2 separate regions of the Homo sapiens genome follow, and region 1 is linked to region 2. The links are chromatin loops, found by intact Hi-C in ENCODE. Cell type or tissue: CD4-positive, alpha-beta T cell. All regions are shown on one strand.

Region 1 (5,000 bases), 130 kb before region 2:
AGAGCTAGCCTGCACTGCTCCTTCAAAGCAGAAGCTTTACACATGAATTTCTGGAATTAGCATATAGCATAGATTCAGTCTATACTTAAGGAATTGTAGAATATTATTGATTACATTTAAATGACCTTAAATTTGTATTTGATTGAAAACAGAAATCAAAACAGGTGTGGCAGCTCATGCCTGTAATCCCAACACTGTGGAAGGCCAAGGCGAGAGGATCACTTAAGCCCAGGAGTTCCAAGACCAGCCTTGGCAACATAGGGAGACCTGGTCTCTTAAAAAAAAAAAAAAAAAAAAAAAAAAAAAATATATATATATATATATATATATATATATATATATATATATATATATATATATTTTATCCTGAGGCAGGAGGATTGCTTGAGCCAGGGAGATCAAGGCTGCAGTGAGCTGTGGTACCACCACTGCACTCCAGCCTGGGTGACAGAGCCAGACCCTGTCTCAAAAACGAACAAAAACCAAAGAACCACAAACAGAAAATCAGTATAGACTTAATACATTTTGATCAGTTATTACCTTTTATCAGGCTGTGGAGAAAAAATATTCTGAGATTTACTTTACTAAGGTAGTCTGCATTTTAGTATTTTGTAAGTCAGAGAAAACAAATCTCAGTAATTTGTAGGGTAAAATTAGTTTAACATGTTGTTTAGGAATCAGTGTTTCATAAAAGAATGTCTGACTTACACACTGGGAGCAGCGATGTTTCTATATTCTTTAGATTTTGTTGAATGGTTAAAATTTCAGCTTTGTCGCTCATACCTGTGATCCTAGCGCTTGGGATGCTGAGGCGGGCAGATCACCTGAAGTCAGGAGTTCAAGACCAGCCTGGCCAACATGGAGAAACCCTGTCTCTACTAAAAATACAAAAATTAGCCAGGTGTGGTGGTGCGCACCCATAGTCCCAGCTACTCGGGAGGCTGAGACAGGAGAATTGCTTGATCCCAGAAGGCAGAGGTTGCAGTGAGCCGAGACCGAGCCACTGCACTCCAGCCTGGGCGACAGATCGAGACTCTGTCTCAAAAAAATAATAATAATAAAATAAAATTTCAGCTTTGTATTTTTCAATTTTTTTCTTTTAGAAAAATATTTCTCGTGCTAAGAATTTTCAGCTTTGTAAATGCCATTTTGTACCAAGCAGTCATATTTGAAAATTAAGCGTGACTTTACATCACTACTAGCCAACAGTAAAGGGAATGAGTGGAAGGTTAGCTTGTGATTAAATACAAAGTACTGGGGTGAAGATTTTTATTTAAGCTTAAGATGACAGGGATACACTAGAAGAAGGTTTATAAAATTTTTTAAATTTCATTTTGGAAAATTTAAAACATACACAATTTGAAGTAAATAGAATAGAACAAAGAGCCTCCATATGCATCTCATCTAGCTACAATAGATCAACTGTGGCTGTTCTTGTTTCTTCTAATGCCTCTCACCAAAAACGATTATTTTGAAGCTGATCCCAGACATCCTAACATTTTATCCATAAATATTTCACAATATATCACTAAAAGTTAAGAGCTGTTTTAAAACAATTACAATGTCATAGAACTTTTAAAATTAACAGTAATGCTGTAATATCAAATATACAATTCATGTGGAGTTATGATGTGATTTTTTTTTTTTCTTTTTCTTTTTTTTTTTTTTTTTTTTGAGATGGAGTCTCACTCTGTCATCCAGGCTGGAGTGCAGTGGCGTGATCTCAGCTCACTGCAACCTCCGCCTCCCGGGTTCAAGCAATTCTCCTGCCTCAGCCTCCCAAATGTCTGGGATTACAGGCATGTGCCACCACGCCCGGCTAATTTTTCTGTATTTTTAGTAGAGATGGGGGTTTTACCATATTGGCCAGCCTGGTCTTGAACTCCTGACCTTGTGATCCACCCGCCTCGACCTCCCAAAGTGCTGGGATTACAGGTGTGAGCCACTGCGCCCGTCAGGAAGTTTTAAACTTTATGGTTTTAAGGTGCAGTAAAGTTGTTGTGCAGAAGGGGGCAGTGTTGGAAAAGTAACTACCTGGAGTACTGTCTTAACACGATCTCAAGAGTACTTTACTGGAAGTTACTGTGAAAACTTGGTATCACCTTTGTGGCAAATCCTGTTACAATAGGATGAATAAATGTCTTACGAGAGATAATCTGATACATTATTATAACTTGTTTTTAATTTGAACAGACAGAACCTGGCATATGTGCTAATAATCAGGCTAGAGATGTATCTTTCTAATAATACATTTAAAACACATTCTCCCCATGAAAATACAGCCATGTTATTCTAATTTCTGAAGTCATTTGGAAATCATTTTAAAAAGTTATTTTAAAAAGTGAGTATGGATGTCTGTAACTAAAAGGGTTTAGAAAAATTATATATACACATACATACACACAAATAGAGATAGCAAACATGGCAAATTTGGTGCATCTAAGTGAGGATGCATGGCTGTTCATTTTGCTGTTATTTCAGTTTCTGTATAGGTTTGAAATTTAAATTAGATAAAAGTGGGATTTTAGCTCAAACTATTGGCAATAATAAAATTTAGGAGTCCATTCTAGTTTATAATGATATAATAAATAGTCAAGAATTACTTTTCACTGTTCACATGGTGGATTACAGGAATCCAAAAATTAAGTACACAATTCTATAATAAGTAACACTTTATTGTTTTAGCTTATTCATCAGAAAATTTTAAAGTTAACTATTTTAAAGCAGTTTTATTTATGAAAGCAAAACATTAATATTAATTTTTAACTTTTTTCCTTATAGTATCTTTTGGCTATGACCTTTGTTTATTTCAAGAGGGCTAAATTTACTATAAGTGAGCATACCAGGATAAATTTCTTTATTGCTCTGTAAGTATACTTTCTACTAAGTGATTGTTGTGTTATCTATTATATACATTACACCTTATTTAAAACAGAGGCTATTTAAAACCTTATGTATATCTTTGAATAGGCCTTCCTGTATAAATGCTGTATGTTTTTTACTTTAATAGGATATTTTTATGTTTTTTTCACTTATCATGCTATATGCCTAAGATTTCCTTTTTTATTTATTTATTTATTTTTGAGAAGGAATCTCGCTGTGTTGCCAGGCTGGAGTGCAGTGGCACAATCCTGACTCACTGCAACCTCTGACTCCCTGGTTCAAGTGATTATCCTGCCTCAGCCTCCCAAGTAGCTGAGATTACAGCCACGTGCCACCACGCTCAGCTAATTTTTGTATTTTTAGTAGAGACGGGGTTTCACCATGTTGGCCAGGATGGTCTTGATCTCCTGACCTCGTGATCTGCCCGCCTCGGCCTTCCAAGGTGCTGGGATTACAGGTGTGAGCCACTGCGCCTGGCCAAGATTTCTTGGAGTATTCCTCTTCAATTTGTATTGCATGTTTTACATTTTTCAGAATGCTTCCATATAAATTATCCCAAATTCTCCTCTTTGTGACTTAGATATTTTTTAAAACCAGAATATTCTCTGAAATTTTCAATTAATATATAGTAAAAATCACCATCATCATTGCCCTTTTACATTGAACAACTTGTGGAAAATGCTCTAAACATAGTCTTTGTGGACCTATATCTATAACATAGTCATTATTCGTATTTGATACCATTGGTATTCACTGGCTCTTTTACTAAACACACTGAGCTGTGACAAAGGAATACAGTTGTTTTCCAGTTCTTCCACTGACTTTAGTTTATATTCATTGTGATCTGTGAAATGGTTTTCCAATCTATAGGTCAGAATACATTTGGAATTTGCATTATTTAAGAATATGTTTCTGGCCAGGCACGGTGGCTCACGCCTGTAATCCCAACACTTTGGGAGGCCGAGGCGGGTGGATCATCTGAGGTCAGGAGTTCGATACCAGCCTGGCCAACATGGTTGAAAGCCTGTCTCTACTAAAAATACACAAGTTAGCTGGGCGTGGTGGTGGGCACCTATAATCCCAGCTACTCGGTAGGCTGAGGCAGGAGAATCGCTTGAACCCGGGAGGTGGAGGTTGCAGTGAGCCGAAATCACACCACTGCACTCCAGCCTGGGAGACAGAGCAAGACTCCGTCTCAGGAAAGAAAAAAAAAAAAAGAGTATATTTCCTTTTCTACCCTATAGCTGGATATAATGCTGTAGTTGGGAATGCATGAATATATATATATATATATATATATATATATATATATATATATAAAATTTTTTTTTTTTTTTGAGATGGAGTCTCACTCTGTCACCCAGGCTGGAGTGCAGTGGCGTGATCTTGGCTCACTGCAACCTCTGCCTCCCGGGTTCAAGCAATTCTCCTGCCTCAGCTTCCCAAGTAGCTGGGATTACAGGCTCCCACCACCACGCCCAACTAATTTTTTGTGTTTTTAGTAGAGATGAGGTTTTACCACGTTGGCCAGGCTGGTCTCGAACTCCTGACCTCAAGTGATCCGCCTGCCTCAGCCTCCCAAAGTGCTAGGATTACAGGCGTGAGCCACCGCGCCCAGCCATATGAATATAATTTTAAGTGTTTACCTAGAGAACACATATAAAAAATATTTAAGTTGAATACCACAATAGCTGTCAGCACTGAAGGTAAAGTTTTTACTCAAAGTGTATTTAATTCAGAATCAAAGAGTTATTAAAGAAATAGGACTAGGCTGGGTACAGTGGCTTACGCCTGTAATCCCAGCACTTTGGGAGGCTGGGGCGGAAGGATTGCTTCAGGCTGGAAGTCCAAGACCAGCCTGGACAACATAGTAAGTCTCTACACAAATAAAAATAAAAAAATTAGCCAGGCATGGTGGCATGTGCCTGTAGTGCCAGCTACTTGGGAGGCTGAGATGAAGAGGATCACTTGAGCCCAGGAGTTCAAGGCTGCAGTGAGCTATGATCACCACTATACTCCAGCCTGGGCAACAGAGCAAGATGCTGTCAGGAGAAAAAAAAAAAAACAAAAAAAAAAAACAGGACTAGAAGAAACTGATTTCTTTTTTCTTTTTCTTT
Region 2 (5,000 bases):
GGCCATTGTAAGGACATGCTGACTGACGAGAGTTTGAGCGGAAGAGTGACATGGTCTGCCTTCTGTGTTAAGAATTCAGTATCACCTTGGCTGTTGGGTTGAGAAAGCACTGAAGGACAGTTTCTTGTAAGGCAGAAACCAGTAGGGTGCTTTTAGAGCAATCTAGGGAAGAGGTGATGGTAACTTGGGTCAGGGTGGTATTATTGGAGTTGGAAAGAATTGGTTGGCTTCTGATATTTGGGATAGAGCTGATGGGATTTCTTATGAGATGTGCAAGGAAGCCAGAAAGCAGATATGATTCACAGGTGCTTTTTGCTAGCACCTGGATGCTGCTGTGGGTGGAGTGGGTTTGTGAGGAGAGATCAGGAACTGAGTTCTGGACATGGTGTGTTATAGATACCTATTAGGCATGCAGGTACATACCCACGTAACTTGGGGAGAGGTTGGGATGGAGGTGGTAATTTGGTGTTGGCATGGTTGTGACATTAAAGCTGTCTAAGACTGGGTGAGCTTCCCAAGGGCATGGTCTGAATAGAGAAAGAGCCCCCAGGCCTGGTCCTGGGCAGGAGCGGGGACCCCAGGGATCCCAAGAAAGAGTGACAATGAGGTAGGAGGAACTGATATTTGTTCTATTCTCTTCAAATTTGAATTATCTTTTTTTTTTTTTTTTTTTGTGGAGACAGGGTCTTGTTCTCACCCAGACTGGAGTGCAGTGGCATGATCATGCTTCCTAGGCTCAAGTGATCCTTCTGCCTCTCATCCTCTTGAGTAGCTGGAACTAGAGGTGCACACCAGCAGGCCTGGATAATTTTGATATTTATTTTATAGAGATTGGGTTTTGCCATGTTGCTGGTCCTAAACTCCTAGGCTCAAGTGATCCTCCTGCCTTGGCCTCCCAAAGTGCTGGCTGGGCGTGGTGCTTAGGCGCAAGCCACCACGCCCGGCCAGATTTGAATTCTTGCCATTCTTTAGCTGTAGTTTCTTTCAGTTGTAATTGGTAAGATAACTGGTGAACCCATCCAGGCAGCAGTGGCTTTTCCAGTGCTCCTCCTGTGACCATTTGTGATCATGTCTTTGAAGACAACTCAGGCATAAAATTAGATTTTCTTTTAATCAAATGTAGTTAGCTTTTGACTTTTGTGGCACCTCAGCACTGTCCTTATGCTGACAGAATTGTGCGGTGGATCACAAAGCAGTGGCAGAATGAGAAGCCGTAGCAGTGTAACAGGATTAGCAGGCGTCATTCAGACTGAGGACGCCCGGTGTGGACAAAGCATGGGGTGGGTAGTGCTTCGTCTTCGCATGGTGCTGGCTGACTCTGTGTGAGGACACTGGGTTGTCTGTACCCATCCATAGTATAACTTGTGTTCATATATATGTGGGTAATTTTTAATATGAAAATATTTCTGAGAAAAATAAATAGCTGGGCATGGTGGCACACGCCTGTTGTCCCAGAACAATTACAAGTCATTGTGTAGAAAGCAGTGCAAAATGAAGTTTGCTTGGATGTCATATGAAAAATCCAAAGGTTGAAAATTACCACTTTAAAATGGCCTGGCATATCCTAGGTAATAATGGCTCAGAGAGAGAGGAGATACATCTTTCGGGTGCTAAAATTAGGGCCTTTAAAGGGAAATAAAAACGAGGTAATGAAGACATTTTCCCCCAGGCTTGCCCATGGCCCTGTTGTAGTTTAATTTGTTAGAGATTCCTGCCCGACCTAGAGCTGTCCAGAAAGTTCAACAGAGAGACCAGAAGCAGCACTGAAGTCGAGCGAGGACTCGGCAGCTCCCTTAGTTGGTCGTGTGTGGTCATGATGTTCCAAAGCTGGGCCAAAGCTTTGTTCTTGTCTCTAGATTTGATGCAATTTCACAGAGTCGAATTGCTAACCAGCCTTCCAAGAGAAATTGTGTTTGCATGTTGTATTTATTTGCGACAAGTAACATTCCTCTCAGTGGAGCAGGATGTTCTCGTTGGGTGGTGACCCTTCTTTGTACTCAGGAGAGTTGCATAATAAACCAGTTTCATAACTGGAAGATTGCGTTTGGACCAGAGTGTGGAACTGGGGTAAGAGAAATGAACTGGGTGGCCTTCGTAGCTGGTGGTGTGGACGAAGCCTGGCCTGTCTGTACTGATGGGGTTGGAGTTCTTGACTCTGTTGTGTGTTGTGCTAGGTCGTCTTACTGCCTGCTGACCACTCTCCTTTTGTCAACAGGAATTGTAAACAAACAGTTGACTGGCTGGAATTTGGATGTTTTGAGTCTCCTCAGGCACCCACTTAGGGTTGCTGGTCAGGGTGCTTTCTCATAGTTTAGGGATAGCTTGCTGGTGAGCCTGGGTTCCCTAGGAATACGGTTATACCTAAAAAACAAACTGGATAGATTCAGCCAGACTTTGACCTTGTTAATTCATGACTCAACCTCGACAAAGGCCTCTCCCTTTTTTTTTGTGGCAAAATATACATAACATTTACCATGTTAATCATTTTTAAGTATACAGTTCTGTCATGAAGTATAGTCACATTGTTGTGCAACTGGCAGTCTTTCATTTGGGGACTTTTGTGGTTTGATGAGGTACAAGAAATAAAAGGAGGGCAGACAGGAATGCAAGTCAGTCTGTTGTGAGAAGAGACTGCATTGGGGTCCAGAAGCTGAGTGCTAGTTCTGGGTCCACCCTACAGTGTGGCAGTTATAACTCGACTTCTTTTTTCTGGAGTGTGACAGGAGAGTAACAGCAGTGCCACCTGTCTCATGGATGCTGTAAGAACCTCACGGAGCAGCATCTGTGGGTACACGTTGAACATCAGAGTGCAGCGTCTGGCTAAGGGATTATTTTCAGAACAGTTAATTGTTACATGATGGGGGAATAAGTTCTAACGGAAATTCTTTTTTGTCTTTGGCGTTATCAAGAAATCCAGACACAGCCTTATGGGTGGACACAGTTCCCCTTTCCAAAGGTGAAAAAGGGAACTTAATACAATGTTTTTTTAAAATAAGATTGTAACAATCTATTGTTTTGAAAGCCAGTGACATGTTCATTGAGGAAATTTGGCAAAGAAGGAAAATAAAATCATATAACAGAGATAACTATAGTGTTTTGGTGTGTCTCCTTTTAATTTTTCTCTCTGCATGAATACACATGCTTTTCTTAGGAAACTGGCATCTACATATTCATTTTATCATCTTTCACACAATATCATTGTCAATTATCCTTTGAAATCATGTTTGTGGTTCTCACTATTCCACCCATGTTGTACTTTCACTGTTCTCATGTTTTAATTTGTTGTAGGTAATGCTAGAGGGAACATTCTCAGACACATTTTGTATTTTTCTTAAAATGTATCCTTATGAGATATTTCTACTTACTGAGAAAAATGACATACATACTCCCTTAAGACTTAAGAAATATACCAAAATTTCCAGAAAGGTTCCATCAATTTTATGCTCCATAAGCAGTGTTTTTATTTCCATTTCATCATGACTCAGTTTAACTACTTTTGTAATGCTCATTGCCATTTGTATTTCTTTATTGTGGGTTTAGATCCTTGTCCATGCTTAAAAAAAGTCTTTTTATAAAAGAGAATCATTCCTTTCCAAACATGTGCCGCAAATATTTTCCACAGTTTGCCTTTTCATTTTTTGACACAGAGTCTCACTCTGTCACCCAGGCTGGAGTGTAGTGGCGTGATCTCGGCTCACTGCAGCCTCCGCCTCCCGAATTGCAAGCAATTCTCCTGCCTCAGTTTCCCGAGTAGCTGGGATTATAGTTGTGTGCCACCATGCCTGGCTAATTTTTGTATTTTTAGTAGAGATGGGTTTTCACCATATTGGTCAGGCTGGTCTCGAACTCCTGACCTCAAGTGATCTGCCTGCCTCAGCCTCCCAAAGTGCTGGGATTACATGTGTGAGCCACTGCACTGGCCAATACTATTTTTCTTTAAACTGTATTTTTAAGCTTAAAAAAAGTTCCTTTTCTGAAACTAGGCAGGTATTTCTTGCATTTTGTTCTCGTCTCTCTCGTTGTCTCTGTGTGTGTGTGTTTATATTTTTTACACTTTAGTAAATTGTGACTTTTCAGTGCATTATGAAATAATTAAAGTGGGTTGCAGCCACCACTTTTTAAAGAAGAAAATGTAATTAAAGTAGAACATACCAGTGCATTGCACATACTTAAAGTAATTTGTTTTAGGGGGTACGCAACTAAAATGTGTTGTTGTGCTGAAGCAGTTGAAGGCTGCCTCTCTGATCTATACGGAGTTCTTTGTGGTGTGTCTTGTGAGATGAGGCTCTCACTTGGGATTCCCACACACACAGCCCGTTTTCTGCACACTGTGGATTATTCTTTCCATCCTATACACTCGTGCTTGCTTTATTACGGTAGGATCCTAGTCTTTCAGCACTATCCATTCTATGCCATTGCTGTCTCTCGACAGTACATTATTTTTAACTTCGGGGGCTTTTAGAATTCATTTTTATTGTTGTTGTCTTTATACCTCTTTGAAATATTTTCCTAAATATCTTTTGCCTTTTCATTCTCCCACTTTGCTAAGTAAAGATTATTTGGTTGTAAGAAACAAAAATTGGGGCAGTTGAAGCAAAACAAGTGTAATTACAATTTCAAAGAATTGTCAGGGTACACAGAGACAGCTTGTCTGCAGGGAGGGATTACAGGAGACAGAATCATTAGGGCTTTTGTGTAGTCCCTTTTTTTTTGAGTCTTGCACTGTTGCCCAGGCTGGAGTGCAATGGCACGATCTCGGCTCACTGCAACCTCCACCTCCCAGGTTCAAGCGATTCTCCTGCCTCAGCCTCCCGAGTAGCTGGGATTACAGGCGCCCGCTACCACACCGGGCTAATTTTTTGTATTTTTAGTAGAGACGGGGTTTCACTATGTTGGCTAGGCTGGTCTCGAACTCTTGACCTTGTGATCCACCCGCCTCTGCCTCCCAAAGTGCTGTGTGGTCTCTTAACTGCTGCCTTGGAGTTCGTGCTGTTGTTTGG

Evidence for each region. A loop is a pair of places that touch in the nucleus more often than their neighbours do. Peaks named below come from ENCODE experiments on the same cell type or tissue, not always from the same donor. Only the 100,000 strongest peaks of a DNase experiment are listed, where the experiment ranks them.
Region 1: a loop joins it to region 2, with 7 times the contacts of the local background. A loop is called at or near these places in 26 of 110 quality-filtered maps.

Annotation. Positions count from the first base shown.
Region 1 is chr2:28,819,544-28,824,543 of GRCh38, forward strand. SPDYA (speedy/RINGO cell cycle regulator family member A) reads left to right here. Exons shown (of 8, transcript NM_182756.4): 5 at 2,782-2,867. Among named protein-coding and RNA genes, the nearest start is that of SPDYA, 11 kb to the left of the region's middle. In CD4-positive, alpha-beta T cell, a CTCF peak has its summit at 2,001 (motif pointing right); a DNase peak (open chromatin) is centred at 2,008.
Region 2 is chr2:28,950,189-28,955,188 of GRCh38, forward strand. No RefSeq gene overlaps it. Among named protein-coding and RNA genes, the nearest start is that of SNORD53B, 25 kb to the left of the region's middle. In CD4-positive, alpha-beta T cell, no CTCF peak of the experiment used is centred here; a DNase peak (open chromatin) is centred at 2,623.